Linked DNA regions of Homo sapiens: region 2 is linked to region 1. A link is a loop called in an ENCODE intact Hi-C map of the cell type or tissue named here. Cell type or tissue: GM12878. All regions are shown on one strand.

What was found. Hi-C counts contacts between places; a loop is a spot of excess contacts. Peaks named below come from ENCODE experiments on the same cell type or tissue, not always from the same donor. Only the 100,000 strongest peaks of a DNase experiment are listed, where the experiment ranks them.
Region 2: a loop joins it to region 1, with 2.0 times the contacts of the local background. A loop is called at or near these places in 12 of 110 quality-filtered maps.

What each region holds. Positions count from the first base shown.
Region 1 is chr6:72,954,557-72,957,056 of GRCh38, forward strand. The region is part of intron 1 of KCNQ5 (potassium voltage-gated channel subfamily Q member 5); the gene reads left to right. The region is part of intron 3 of LOC105377855 (a long non-coding RNA gene); the gene reads right to left. Among named protein-coding and RNA genes, the nearest start is that of MIR4282, 12 kb to the right of the region's middle. In GM12878, no CTCF peak of the experiment used is centred here; a DNase peak (open chromatin) is centred at 1,284.
Region 2 is chr6:72,615,167-72,617,666 of GRCh38, forward strand. KCNQ5-DT (KCNQ5 divergent transcript) reads right to left here. Exons shown (of 3, transcript NR_186827.1): 3 at 1-907. Among named protein-coding and RNA genes, the nearest start is that of KCNQ5, 5.6 kb to the right of the region's middle. In GM12878, a CTCF peak has its summit at 1,444 (motif pointing right); no DNase peak of the experiment used is centred here.

The DNA of each region.
Region 1 (2,500 bases):
GTGTGTGTTGATAAAAACTCTCACTTCTAGTAAACTTAGGATAATAGGCTATGTCTTGCTAATCTATCTCACTGGTTATTGAAAAACTGTCGCTCTGTAGTCAGGGGTGGCAGGAATTTAAGTTGAAAGCATGATATGACTACAAAATGTGCATTTCTAGATACGCAGCCCTTCCCCAAACAGACTTGGCAGAATAAGTTAGTTTAAATGGTTGGTTCCATCTGTGTGGTAAAATTGTGTCTGACATCTGTTTAAAATGAGCACAAGATGCTTGAAAAAGAAGGGCAAGCCTCACTGTTGAACGTGATGGAATCTGGGGGCCATGGCCCTCGTGTGTATGTACAAGCTCACAGCTCACACGGTTCACCAGTCTTGTCAGCTGTTACTACCTTTTTATCTGGATCCTGTTAACTTGAGATTTGTTCTTAGCTTATGGAAAAGGTCTCCCTGTGTTTTCTTCCTCCAGATAGGAGAAGTCTCTTGGCAGAGTTCTTCAAAGGCAGTTAAGTCAGTAGCATCATGGAAATTTGGCAGCAAGTTGAGTACCAGAGCAGATCTAAACGTTAGTTTAGGTTATTTTCACAAGCAATTGTTCCACAATTTTTCATCCCTTTATTTTAGCAGTTAGCATAATCACTCACAACAGTTCCTAAAGTGAACCTGCTTGTCCATTCTTATCATTGTGTAGTCTGAATAACCATGAAATTTAAATTTAAATTGGATACATAAACATGGCAAAACATGAATAAATCATCCAAGGCCTTCTGAATTGTTCAGTTTTCACCTGCTTAAAGTTAATGCAAAAAGTCAAATTGAGGCCTTTGATTAAATAAAAAATTGAACAACTAGATTACTTTGATATATTTCATCTCTGGTAATTTTGTTCTTTTGCCTTTTAAATCATTTTAAATTGCTTTGAGTGTTGCCAAAATGCATGCTCACCCTAATCTATTATAACTATAAGTAGGAACTTTGTGCCTCTAATTAAAAAAGAAGATGTATATTCTAGGTGATTTAATCCACTCTATATTTGTTGGGTTACTTGGGAAGTGTTGCAGATTAATATAGAAGGAATTAGGACTTGGTCCTTGAATAGTGTCTCAAATATTAAAGATCTTGAAACTGAATTATTTTGCATTTTGTACTTTGAAAACATTGTGATGCACCAAAGTAACATAAAACTGGGTCTTCTAAGGTTATGTTTTTTAAAGGTACTATGCAAAAACAATAATTCTTGCCTGTAGTCCCAGCTACTAGGGAGGCAGAGGTGGGAGGAATGCTCGAGCCCGGGAGGAGGAAGTTGCAGTGAGCTGAGATAGCACAACTGCACTCCAGGCTGGGTGACACAGAGTGAGACTCCATCTCAAAACAAAACAAAACAAAACAAAACAAACCCAGTAATTCTCAAAATAAGGCCAACCTTAAAATATCCCAGGTACTAAATCATTTAGCCTATAATCTGATATCACTGTTTAACAGAAACTTTTCCATTGCTGTCAACTAAAAGGTAAGAAAAGGGAATGAAACTAATAAATTCTGAGCACATGCTTCGTGTTGGATACATTTAGTGCTTTACATTTGCTTTTTGTGCTAAATCCTTTACTAAGTTTATCATTTCATGCAATACCTGCAACAACCCAGTGACAACATCTTTATTTTACATATGAAAGAAACAGACTCAGAGAGGTTGCTCAAAGCCACACAACAAGTCAGTTATCAGAAGAAGAAAAGATCCAAACCAGAGCCAAAATTATTTAGCAGCCTCAAAAAAATTGACTTCAGTGTCTAACCTTCCCTCGTGTTTAAATACTCTTTCCAGGATAGGAGATGTAATTAAAACAATAGCTAAACAAAAACTCAAGCCATTATATCCCTTGAGGGCTGGGGGGAAGATTTAAATTGGTTTTGTTGTTATTTGGTTTTTTCTTTTTTCTTTTTTTTTTTTTTTTTGAAGCTTCTTTTTAACCCTTTTTTTCTTTCTTTCTTTCTTTTATTTTTTTTATTTTTTTATTTTTTATTTTTTATTTTTGGTAGAAACAGGGTCTTGCTATGTTGCTCAGGCTGGTCTCAAACTCCTGGCCTGAAACTATCCTCCCACCTCCACCTCCCAAAATGTTGAGATTACAGACATGAGCTGCTGTACCCAGCCTTTGCTTTTTTCTTGACATGAAATCTTACATGCAAAACCTATGTATTCAACAGATTAAAACTGAGATACTCTTGTTGGAGGAGAAAAGGGGCAAGGTAAGCTGAACTCCTGAAACTCTGGCTTTCCCCCCTCCCACCAAGATGGGCTTCTGACATCTCAGAAGGACCACTGGTTTAAGTTATGTTAGGCAATCTGAATGTATAATAGAGTTACTGTTAATAGACTATTTAAAGGTTCCTGAAAAGTAAGCATGGATGAAAACAGATGTTTAGAGCACTAGGTGTTCAGGCCCGTTGCATTACAGTGCCCAGACACTAGCAGCCAGGCTGGGCTTTGCCTCTACTTTAGAGC
Region 2 (2,500 bases), 340 kb before region 1:
TTCCTTTTTCTCTATTGTAGCAGTGGTCCTCAGTGGTTACTCAGGTTTCTTTATTTCAGTCTCTTTCCCTACTTGCTCCTTCTCTCTTATCCTGAATGGTCATGCTTACCAGGGTTGGGTTCTCAGGCCTCTTCCTTTTTAAACAAATCTGCATGCTTCCCCAGGTAATTTGATTCCGACTTATTGATTTCACCCATTATAAATATAGGTTGATGATTCTCAAATTTCAATTTCTAGCTCCCCCTGAGCTGTAAGTCCATATATCCAAGCATCAACTGGATATCTCCACTGAGCTGTCTCAACAGGTATGTCAAACTCAATGCAAAATTGAACACCTTTCCCTTCTTCAGACTGCCTTCTCTTTGACCTTTACTGATTGAGTAAATGATACCATCATTTACTCAGATATTTGTACCTGAAATTGGAAGTTAGGTTTAACATCTGTCCATGGATTGGTAGCTTCACAAACCTATAGCATAAACACTGTATCGTTATCATCTTTGAGTCTCCACTTGGAACAGTGTGTGCCACTTGTAGGTGTATAATCCATATTAAGCCTTTTCTGAAAGTAGAAGTAGTAACATGTAGTGTTTCTGGCTTCACGTTCTTCAGTGGCTCTCCCCACTCACATCAGGATAAAATTCAAAGTTCTTGCCAAGACTTTGTCATACAGCCCTTGTCTTACTTCTGCTGCCTCCTGCTTATTGCTACACCTCCAAAAGCCACTGGGCTTCAGTAGAATCCAACTACTTATTATTCTCAAAGTATGGTCAGCTCTCAAAATTTCACATCTTCTCCAGCTGGGCGCGGTGGCTCACGTCTGTAACTCCAACGCTTTGGGAGGCCAAGGTGGGCAGATCATTTGAGGTGAGGAGTTCAACACCAGACTGGCCAACATAGTGAAACCCTGTTTTCAATAAAAGTACAAAAATTAGCTGGGCGTGGTGGCGTATGCCTGTAGTCCCAGCTACTCGGGGGGCTGAAGCAGGAGAATCACTTGAACCTGGGAGGTGGAGGTTGCAGTGAGCTGAGATTGTGCCTGCACTCCAGCCTGGGCGACAGAGCAAGACTCCGTCACATCTTCTCAAATGTTTTCTCTTTGAGTTATCCCTCATGTCTTCACCAAAGTCTAGTTATTCCTCAAGACTTAGCTCAGCTATTACATTCTTTAGGAACCTCTGTAGCTTCTATAACATTCTGTGCAAACCTGTGTGAACTCATCACCATGTTATAATTACTTGCTCATTTATCCATCTACCCTACTAGTCTATGAACATAATAAGAATCAGGACTGTCTTTCATCATTGCACCACTCCAGGTAGCTGACACCTGATAGTTGAAGATTACTTGTTGAAGAGAGTAATAAGTTTTGAGAACTTCGTAAAAGAAGCTTTCTTAATTTCCTTTTAAAAAACAATGGTAAAATGTCAGTACCACTAGGGGGCACAGACTAGTAACAGAATTTTCCGGTACACTAGCTTAAAAGAGATGTTTGCCTTCTGTGGCAACCTCTTCACATAGTTTCTAAATATATGGATCTTAAAAAGTTCAACTAACTCTATTATTCCCAGAGAGATATGTTTAAATAGTTGGCTAACAGATAGAGAGCAGTGCTGACATATTAACATGTCAGAAAAAATGAAATCAGGTATGGCCAAATACGATTAACAGGGTTTTATAAATAAAGCTGAGAATAGCATTAAGAAAAAGATCAAAATGTAAATACAATTTCAAGAAATTGATACTATGAGACTTGGGACTATTTTTAAAATTTCAGCACAGAAGAGTGTCTATGCAGGGAAACTCCTACTTCCACAGGAAAAGTGAAGAGAAATATTGAAGCTATTTCTGTGTTTAGAATAAAACCTCAAATCCTCCTCCAAGATAACCAATAGAAACTTTCCAGTACTTTTCATTTGTAACAAAACCCATTAAGATTATTAATACAAAATAATAGGCTAAGTATTTTTTATTCAAAAGCTGATATAGATTAGTAGTTAAAAATCTAGTTTTGGTTCTGTTTTTGCCCTGCCTCAGCTAATTTTTAGTTTAAAAAAAAATTAACTTGTCTACACCTCAGTTTCTGCCCCTATAAATTGGATATGATTGTAGTGCCTACTTATGAAACTATTGTCACAATTAAGTGAAATTTATTTTGTTTTATTTTATTTTATTTTGAGACACAGTCTCACCCTCTGTTGCCCAGGCTAGAGTGCAGTGGCACCATCTTGGCTCACTACAACCTCCACTTCCCAGGTTCAAGCGATTCTCATGCCTCAGCCTCCTGAGTAGCTGGGATTACAGGCACCTGCCACCATGCCCAGCTAATTTTTCTATTTTTTAGTAGAGACGGGGTTTCACTGTGTTGGCCAGGATGGTCTTGAACTCCTGATCTCAAGTGATCCACCCACTTTGGCCTCCCAAAGTGCTGGGATTACAGGCATGAGCTACCACATCCGGCCTGAAATAATTACTGTAAACCACAGTGCCTAACACATAC